2 separate regions of the Homo sapiens genome follow, and region 1 is linked to region 2. A link is a contact called in ENCODE Hi-C or POLR2A ChIA-PET data. All regions are on one chromosome and are shown on one strand. Each heading gives the region's core, a stretch centred on a gene start or an enhancer-like site at or near the end of the contact. The rest is flanking DNA. Distances are from core to core; before and after follow the strand shown. Region 1 overlaps TRPM3 (transient receptor potential cation channel subfamily M member 3). Region 2 overlaps KLF9 (KLF transcription factor 9).

Region 1 (5,034 bases), core at 1,999-4,498, 190 kb before region 2:
CCCATCTCTATTAAAAATACAAAAAAATTAGCGGGGCATGGTGGTGCACACCTGAAATCCCAGCTACTCAGGAGGCTGAGGCAGACAATTGCTTAAACCCGGGAGGCTGAGGTTGCAGTGAGCCGAGATCGCTCCACTGCACTCTAGCCTGGGTGACAGAATGAGACTCCATCTGAAAAATAATAATAAAATAAAAATTAAAAAATTGTAAAACTAATTTGAAGCCTCCATTATCATTGATAAAATTAGCATTAGGCTTTTTTTTGTGGATGGGCATCCCTTCAGGAAGTATGGTATCTAAGAGAAAGTCTTTTGTATTCTATGTTTTGATGCAAGCGATAGAAACCAATCTCCAACTAGCTTAAGCCTAGAAGGGATATATTGACTTATGAAGGGCATAATGAAACTGGCCTTAGGGGCTACTGCAAACAGGGACCCAATCACTGTCAAGCTTTGCTCACTTTCTCTTGCAAATCGGCTTCATTTACTCTGATCAGTTTCACTGGCGGAGAACTCAGCGTCAGATACAAATACTATGAACTCACCCCATTACAGAGACACAAGGAACTTCTTTCTCCCAGCTTTAGTTAAAAACAAAACAAAGCAAAGCCAATACAAGGATTCTGGTTGGCCTGTCTTGGTCAAATCCCTGCTTCTATCACTCTTGCCGGGGCCAGTATCATATTTAACGTAGCCTGGAAAACACACCTACCTTGTGGCCATACTGGGTAGAAACTGTTTATAAAAGGAGGAGGTAATGGGTTCTGGCCAGAAAAAAAATCAATAGTTATTGCATCCTCATCTATTTAATATTTTGAGTGATAAAAGGAAAATAATTTGGCATATAAGAAACAGATCCCAAATAACATACATCATGGAAAGAAGGAAGAATGAGGAACAAGAGATAACATTATATTAGAGAGCAGCCTGGAGGATTTTATAAACCTGTCAAGATGAAAATCCATCATTTCTACAGCAGGTACAGGTCTGAGTCATTAGGGTGCATGATTCTAATGCCCAAGAAAACACCCTCCATAGCCAATGGGATACCCTGCAGGAGAAGTATACAAACAGCCATTTTCTCTGAGAGACTGGTTGGTGGTAGAATACTATGCAGTGGGGTGGGGCCACAAGAATAAGAATATAATGGATATTTGGTTTATCCTAGCTTCGTTTATAGGCAGTTTTTGTTGTTGTTGTTTTGTTTTGTTTTTGAGCTTTCCAATTTTTCATTAGCCTTTCAGAACTTAGAAAGGAGGTTTACAGCATTGCAGTCGCTCTTGGAATAGTTCAACTCTCCCAATTCCAGTTTCTCTAAGAAGAAAGAGACCCAAAGAGGACACTTGCCTCCCCCAGGAGCAGAGAAAAAGTTAGCACCTGATTCACACAGAGGCCTAAGCTTCCATTTATATGACTCCTATGCCTAGCCTATGTGGGACCTATGCTCGGTCCCACAGACAGCAATGAAAAACGAAGAGGCTTCATCTGTGTGTGCACTTTTTGAAATGTTTTTTGAGTCACTGATAGAATTCTGTGGACACTGGCTTCAACAGACCAAGCATCTTCTTATCTGGACACAACTCCCTGTCTAAACATCCCTTCCCAGCAGTCTAGAAAGTGGACCTCCTCCAAAGGTTCCCATCATTGTCAGCAATTATAAGAACACTCAATCATATGGGTTTTCTCTTGTTTCTCCCTCTGCTTCCCCACCCTTCCAGATGATAGACATGATGTACTTTGTCATCATTATGCTGGTGGTTCTGATGAGCTTTGGGGTCGCCAGGCAAGCCATCCTTTTTCCCAATGAGGAGCCATCATGGAAACTGGCCAAGAACATCTTCTACATGCCCTATTGGATGATTTATGGGGAAGTGTTTGCGGACCAGATAGACCGTAAGCAAGTTTATGATTCTCATACACCAAAGTCAGGTATTTAAATTCAATTCGGTTATGTCTTTTCCAAGTTCATTTGTTTGTTCTCAATAAATGGCTCAAGATAGAGGACTGATTCCTAGCTTGCTATCTTGGAGGAAACAAAAATTACAGAAGGTGAATACACAATTTTAGCAAAGTAGTTCTTGGGTATTTCTTTAGGTATGTCATGTTCTGTGACACGAATCGACATCTGGTATACCAAATTTGATCAAACAATGAACCACTTAGAAAGATCTAAATTACTTTATGATTCAAACTCCCAGGGCCATGTGTTGAATATTTCAGTATCAGGAATATTTTATGTCACTACCTCCCTACCTCTACCCCAGCCTTTAGAAAATAAATTTCTTGAGTTGGACTTCAGAACAAATAAACAATGCTCGATTTCACCATCAGAATTCAAGAGTAAGGGCAAACATCTGCATGGTATTTTTCTTGCACTGGAAACTATTCTCCAACTCCCTTTCCCACTGTCTTAAATTATGTGCTATTGAGACTCATAGGAAGCTGGTATTCATTGCCTGGAAGTATGGAAAATGCCTTAGGTCATAAACTGAGTTGCTTGCTATAAATGCCAAAAAGAAAATAGTATCTATATTATGAAACGATTCAGTGTGGGGAGTGAATGCCAGCAAGCCCCCAAGGTTTCATGCCCTAATAGATGCCGATTCTCTGTAATAAACACTCCTTTTGTATGGAGTTTGAAGATAGTTGTATCCTAGGAGTCTGTTCCAGGATTTTACTGGGACCAAATGTCAGGACACACCAGGCATTGGGAAATTTTTTGGGAAGAAAGCATCATTAAAGAAACATCTTTCAGTGTGGAGGAGTTGAATCCCAGGAGCAATGATTTCTCATTTCCCCTGAGGAGTTTAGTTCTGGAAATAACATCCCTCCAACATTGTTGAATTAACATTTTTCAGACATTTTTTTGCTGACAGGCCAGCCGTCTGAGCCCTGGACTGTGGACATGGATTAGGGTTGCATAACCAGGTAGTATAGCTTATTAAGAGCAGGAGCAGAGACTAGTTAGCATCCCCACTCCCACTGCCCATCCCCGGTAGGACTGAGACCAGGAAAATAGGGACAAGGCAGCAAAGAGTGTGAGTCCTCCAGGCCTGTGAAGAGGATGTGTACGTTGGCAACAGAACACACCGGTACGTCATTTATTCTTCCACGATGGATTTTGAACAAACACACTTTCCTTCTCAAAATGCGTTATCTAAGGCAATCAAGACTTTTTGGAACACCTAATTGGAACAAATACTTGTTTCATGAGACTTAGCCAACTCACTGAGGAAGAATTTTAACTCCATCTCCTGGTTGTAATATCTTTGGCTGACAATGTGCAGCCTTCACCAAGACAGCTTGCCAGGGACTGGGGAAAATCCTTTTGAGAGCCTGCTTTCAAACAGTCCCTAAAGGCAAAACAACACTTTTTAAAAACCCACCTATGACCATTTTCCTCAGAGATTAAATGTGCTATTTCCCCCCAAGAAATTGTTTTTCCACTTAGTTACATTATTTTGCCTTTTTTAGTTTTCCTTTCTGCTCCAAAATGAGATTAAGCCCCCAGGGAAGTTTTGACAATGCCACATTTTGGGATGGGAGAAGGAGGGAGGTGTAGGTGTGTTTTATAAATGGGATTCTGTCTGTCCCTCTACAAGTGGCCATTTATTGATGTTGTACTATGAACCCAGCCTAGTGCAACAAACACCACCATCTGGCTGAATAAGAGGATTTATTATTGTTATTTTAAAAGAAGGGCTGATTGTAGTTTAGAACTTGAAAACCCCCTGGAGACAGAGAAGATGTGTTCTGTGTGAGTGAAACATGAAAATAGATTTCCCACACTGTTAATTAGATCTGTGGAGCTCTACGTGTGTGAGAATAAATTTCGACTCCAAACCTCAATGTATAACTGACCCAGCCTTGGATAGATGCAGCCTTCGTGATGCCCTTCCCCAACCACTTACCTTCCTTTTCGATGTTCTGAAAGAGCTACAATGGTAGCCACTGTTCTAAGCTAAATCAGCCAGTTTTCTGTCTAGTGCTAGTGAGTATTTGTCCTTTCTCAAATGGATATAGAAGGCTGCCCCCAAAATCTGTCATGACATTTGGCCAAGGTCATTGAACATTCCTGTCCTCCAAATGATTTAATATTCATGTTATGGCCCTGGATGGGCCCAGTGGGGATTGGGTGACTGCCCTAGCTGGTCATTCAGAACTGCTCTGGAGTCCCAAGTACCAAGCTATTTGAGAAAGGTACAAATCTTTTATGCTGCCCTACGACGTCTTGCCTCTTTTCTGTGTCGTGCCCAGGTTGGTTTGTGAAGCATGTTTTCAGGCTGATCGGATCTCATATCCGCCTGGACCCACAGCCCTTCCCAGGGTCTCCAGTCCCATCCTGTGGGTGTACCCCGTGCGGGCCTTCTGAAATGCTGCTCATTCAAACACACCTTCGCAGAGTGACTCATTTCTAACGGAATGCGTGTGCTCCATAGCTAACTCTTTTTTTTTTTTTACTTCAGAATTGCTAAGCCCATTTCATGTTTGGGAAAATACTCTTTCTTAATTGGGTTGGACGTATATGGATGTACAATAGGGCCCTTGGGGTGGGTTTTTAACATCAATCATACACCTCAGAAGAGAGGGCGGCTTTGATGCCCTCACTTCTGGGAGGCAATGTTACCTTGCTACAGATCTTTGATATGCCTTCCACCTTTTCTTCTGTTATTTGTTCTAAACACAGAGATCAAAGATCGATAAGATCAATAAAGCCTAAGATACTGGAATGAAACTTCTAAGGTTACTTTCCAAATGTGCTTAAAACTAAACCCAAAGGAAAGAAAATGGAGTCGCTGTAAAGTCACAACATAATTTAGGTGCTTTTCACCTCTAAGCCATGTTGAACTAAACACAAATGATAGTTCAGCCTTAATCTAAGTTCTCTGTGGAGACTGAAATGTTTGTTTTGTTTGGAAGCAGAGGAGAGTGAGAGAATGTGATTGGAAGCAGAAGATAAGGAACCTGGGGAAGGGACAGTGACTGTCCGCTCTACCCGGAAACTTTGCCTACCACCTTGATTTAATTCGTGGG
Region 2 (4,940 bases), core at 1,252-3,751:
TGGTGGCCCATGTGGCATGTATGAGTAGGATTTATGGCCACTGCAGCCATACTGTGGTGTGCATACAGTGTGCAGAGGTTGAGCCCAGAGGGAAAAACCTGGATGGAAACACTTGCTGGAGTGGCATCACTTTTCACCATGAGTCCTTATGAATGCCACAGCCTAGCAGGTAGAGTACGTGTTGACTAATCAGGCATCAGTCTCTCCATTTCTGCTGCTGGGGGACAATCTTTTTCTTGGCATTTCAGGGTCTCAGTTACTTCTGCATTAAATTGTATTCTCTTTTGGCTAAATGTTTGCAAAATCAGGGTTCTCTCTCTAATTCGGGGTCCCTTGCCTTTCCTTTCCCTGGGAGTGATCTTCTGTTTGGTGGGCATGGGGCTCATCTCTTGTTTCAGCCTCGTGGGAGAGCCATCCATGTTGCATGCTGTCCTTTGACCTTGTGGTGATGTCCACTGAGACGTCTGTCATGCACTTGCCTGTGTCCCCATCCTCACAGGCTGACATCAGTGGCTCTGGGTGTTAGATCCTTGCACTGTGACCCAGTCCTCCTGTGGATTTCTCCAACAGCACAGTTTTGGGCTCAGGAACACAGTCCTTTTCCCCACCCTGCACTTTAGAAGGGTGCGCACACTGAGACCCCTCTCAGCTGTAGCTCCCCAACTCCTCAGGTGTTATGGCCTGTGTGGGGCTTCCAAGAGGACCTTATTTGTATAAGGCACTTCCTCTAGGCATGTCTCGAAGGCTGTCTCTACAAGGAGAATAAAGACCTGGATATTTCTTAGAGACCTCTGTGTCTCTAATACAGTCCTACCAGCTCTTTCTCTTTTTCTGCCCCTCATGTCTTGGTTGGAAGATCTGGCAAATTGAGAGTTTTTTTAAGCTCAAGGACTTAGGTTTTCTAAATGCTACTTTGAAAATTAAAGCTCAGTGGCAACTTATTTATCCTAAACTATGTCTGATCCCCCTGAGGCAATGCATTTGGAAGGAAGGGCCTGGAAGGCAGAGAATTGGAAAAAAAGGCACTGTGAAAGGTCAGTCTCTGTGCTTTTAGTTTGAGTCCAGGCTCTTCTTTCACATCTAATCTCATTTTGTGCATAAAACTGAAGGAGCAATTTGAAACCTGGTTTTAATCTGGTCACACACTATTGTGCAGGGCGTCCTTGGGCACGTCATCTGCCCTCTGAGTTGGCTTCATCTAAAACATGACAGGTTTGAATTCCATGGTGATAAAAATCACCAAAATTGCAAAGATTCAAAGAATCTGTTCTTGGGATAGCTTTGCCATTAGGCATTTATATCTTGTTCAATATTTAATGCCTAGGTAGATATTTATTATCTATGTTTCCCACAAATAGCTGAACAAAGGCAGCATAGTCTGGGATGGCAGGAATTACCTAGTCTGGGCCAGGGTCTGGTCTTTGAAGGGCTAGCTATGTGGTTGTGGGGAGGTTGCATCATCTTTCTGGGCCTTTGGAGGATCCCTAAGATTTCATCCACCTCTAAATTCTGTTACTCTGACTTTTATGATCTTTTATCACACTACACCAAGAGGCAGATCTTCATTGTGTTAAAAATTTATGTTTAGGGTCCACATTTTGCCTCTGCACTATTTTTAGTTTTCAGGCAGGGCCATATAACTGAGACTTCAAGACAGCTCTTGGCCAGGTGCAGTGTCTCACGGCTGTAATCCCAGCACTTTGGGAGGCTGAGACAGGAGGATCACTTGAGCCCAGGAGTTTGAGACCAGCCTGGACTACATAGTAAGACCCCTGACTATACAAAAAATAAACAAAATTAGTTGGGTGTGGTGGCATGCACCTGTGGTCCAGCTACTTGGGAAGCTGAGGTGGGAGGATCACTTGAGCCTGGGAGGTTGAGGCTGCAGTGAGCCAAGATCACGTCACTGGGTGACAGAGCAAGACCTTGCCTCACAGAAAAAAAGAAAAAGAAAATGTATAGTTTTTGCTGAATCAAGAACCTAAAGAGGCAAGAATCTGTTGTCAGCTGGGCACAGTGGCTCATCCTTATAATCTCAGCACTTTGGGAGGCCAAGGCAGGAAGATCACCTGAGCTCAGGAGTTCAAGACCAGCCTGGCCAACATGGTGAAAACCTGTCTCTACTAAAAATACAAAAATTAGCTGGGCATGGTGGCAGGTGCCTGTTGTAATCCCAGCTACTTGGGAGACTGAGACACGAGAATTGCTTGAACCCGGGAGGCAGAGGTTGCAGTGAGCCGAGATCGTGCCACTGCACTCCAACCTGGGTGACAGAGCAAGACTCCATCTCAAAAAAAAAAAAAAAAATTCTGTTATCTGCTGTCTTTTGTTTGAGGTCTGCTGGAACTGCATGTGCTGTCTCACAGATAGCTGAGGTTGGGAATGTGTGCACGATATTTGGATATGCTTGCTTCTTAGACTCTGACATGCTTAAATGAGGAAGTGCTGCATACAGATGTCAGAGACACACACCCACTTCTCATTTCAGAACCTAAAGCATAGGACAAGTTGCTTTCTACAGATAAACACAGAGATCCGGAAGTAAAATCTCACACCTAAGCCCTACACTGTCTCTGTTGTATCAACAAATACAATATAAACGGAAGCCAAATCACAAGCAGGATTCAGTGAGAGGTCAGAAGCAAATGGTAGTAATATGATGGGATGGCATTCAGGCAGGATTATTCTTTCAAAGCCTATTTAACATTTTTATTCGTTCAGAACATCTACATGCAAAGCAATATTTCTGATAAACAGGAGACTTTTGAATGAATGATTTTTGAGTTCAGTGTTCATTGAAATGATGTATGCAGAAAAATGTGGACTTCTCTGTACCCAGGAATGGCCTGCACACCTCTTCCGTAATGTGTATTGGTGGTTCTGCACATGAGGGTAATGGAGAATGGGAAAAAAGCAACTGTTCATGTTTCGTACCTGCATGTTGACATTGCTTTTTGGTGAGGAGAGAAGCCAGATGGTGATGGACAAATGGGGTGCTTGAGGCCTAGGGTCAGGGCAGGTCTATGTGGATGCATTCCCCACCAGTCTGGTCCATGAATGCTTTCTTAGACTCAAATCTTTGCACTTCTTCATGATCTGACTCCTCTCACCTGCTTTCTAACAAGGACACTCCTTTGTTGGGCAACCCTACTGTTACTGTTTGTGCATTTCCACCTCTGAAGGAAGGTTCCTGTCTGTTCTTATAAGAGGGCCATGTCCCTTTCACATATGGAAAAAGTAGGAGAGGTGGAAATAGAGGAGTGAGAAGACAGATGTAGTATATTCAGGAAGTTTCTGACTTTCTCCGTTTTGTTTTTTTTTTTAGTCAGAGTCTCACTCTGTCACCCAGGCTGGAGTGCAGTGGTGCAATCTCAGCTCACTGCAACCTCCACCTCCAGGGTTCAAGCGATTCTCCTGCCTCAGCCTCCCGAGTAGCTGGGATTACAGGCATGTGCCACCATGCCTGGCTAATTTTTGTATTTTTAGTAGAGACAGGGTTTCACCATGTTGGCCAGGATGGTCTCAACCTCCTCACCTCAAGCGATCCACCCCCCTTGGCCTCCCAAAGTGCTGGATTACAGGTGTTTACAAGTGTGAGCCATCACACCGGGCCAGGAAGTTTCTGACTTTCTGACAATTAGTTTGAGAAGAAGACAAAATGACTCTTCTCTCTTTGGTCATGGATCACTTACTGAAGTGTCCCAGTAATTTCTCAATAGAAAGTAAATCACCTACTGCCCTCCACTTCCATGCCCATGGAATATATTCCTTTTAAAATTTTTAAGAGATGAGGTTTCACTATGTTGCCCATGCTGGTCTTGAACTCTGGGCCTCAAGCAGTCCTCCCTCCTCAGCCTTCCAAAGTGCTGGGATTACAGGCATAAACCACCATGTCTGGCCTGGAATATATTCTTGATCAAGCCATTTGTGGAATGGTTTAAACTCAGATGTATCGCTGTTTTCTGTAAGACTTTTAAAAAATATTAAAATAACTTTTTCTGACTTTTTCTCATAAAAGAAATTTATACTCACTGTTTAAAAAATCAGAAAACATAGGGAAAAATTACAAAAGGAAGTAGAAGTTATTCTTTATCTCCTCACTGGTAGATAGTAATTGTTCAAATTTTGTATATATTCTTTTTACTTAATATTTTTTTAATTTTAAATTGTAGTAGAGATGGGGTCTTACTGTGTTGCCCAAGCTGGTCTTGAACTCCTGACTTCAAATAGTCCTCCTGCCTCAGCCTCCCAAAGTGTTAGGATTACAGGCATGAACCACCTCAGCCAGCCCATATTTTGTGGGCAACAGGATTTTTTTCTCTCCATATATATTCACACACTTATGCAGCTGATCATACATTGTTCTTCTCAGTTAGCAGTGTATGGCTAACATCTTTCCATTTCATTATATAACAGTCTGGTACCTTTTTCACAGGTACATATTAGTCCCCTGTAAGGATATACTTTATGTATTAAACCAGCCCTTTATTTTTGAGCATTTAAGTTACCACCTTTTAGCTCTCATAAGCAATGCTGGTATCCCTTTTCATGTCTCTATCTAATTATTATCAAATTAATTGCCAAAAATAATCTGCAGGAGAATATTGCCAGATGGCCCTGGATTAATTATAAATCCCACCAGTGTGGTAGAGGGCCTGTTTCCTCATGCCTCCACCAGTGGTCGGTATGAACAGATTTTTTAACGTTTTCACTAGCCTCACAGATATCTTGCTGGTGTCTTAATTGGCATGTTTTGATTACTTGTGAGATTGAATATATTTTTGTATGAAATATTAAATATTTTCGTATTTATTTCTTGGTCATTAGTATTTTATTTATGTATTTATTTATTTATTTATTTTGAGGCAGCGTCTGGCTCTGTTACCCAGACTGGAGTGCAGTGACACAATCTCAGCTTACTGCAACCTCTGTCTCACTGG

Evidence for each region. Hi-C counts contacts between places; a loop is a spot of excess contacts on that map. ChIA-PET counts read pairs that join two places held with the same protein, here RNA polymerase II (POLR2A). Pooled maps may share reads with other maps.
Region 1: a map of endometrial microvascular endothelial cells shows a loop between it and region 2 (6-fold over the local background). The contact joins two enhancer-like sites. A Hi-C loop is called at or near these places in 15 of 168 maps with a recorded cell type or tissue (CD4-positive, alpha-beta T cell, DLD1, Right ventricle myocardium inferior and 12 more), 1 of 37 single-sample maps with no recorded cell type and 11 of 50 pooled maps. POLR2A ChIA-PET finds 5 or more read pairs at or near these places in 3 of 52 experiments (MCF 10A and WTC11).

The regions. Positions count from the first base shown.
Region 1 is chr9:70,587,890-70,592,923 of GRCh38, reverse strand. TRPM3 (transient receptor potential cation channel subfamily M member 3) reads left to right here. Exons shown (of 26, transcript NM_001366145.2): 22 at 1,719-1,893. Among named protein-coding and RNA genes, the nearest start is that of KLF9, 180 kb to the right of the region's middle. Within about 2 kb of position 3,248, at least 13 of the 41 ENCODE cell types and tissues checked have a DNase peak (open chromatin) inside an H3K27ac peak, as active enhancers do.
Region 2 is chr9:70,395,857-70,400,796 of GRCh38, reverse strand. All of the region lies in intron 1 of KLF9 (KLF transcription factor 9), which reads left to right. It overlaps LOC124900273 (a long non-coding RNA gene), which reads left to right. Exons shown (of 2, transcript XR_007061576.1): 2 at 1-4,940. Among named protein-coding and RNA genes, the nearest start is that of KLF9-DT, 16 kb to the left of the region's middle. RefSeq lists a silencer at 2,333-2,382 and an enhancer at 2,333-2,635. Within about 2 kb of position 2,501, at least 6 of the 41 ENCODE cell types and tissues checked have a DNase peak (open chromatin) inside an H3K27ac peak, as active enhancers do.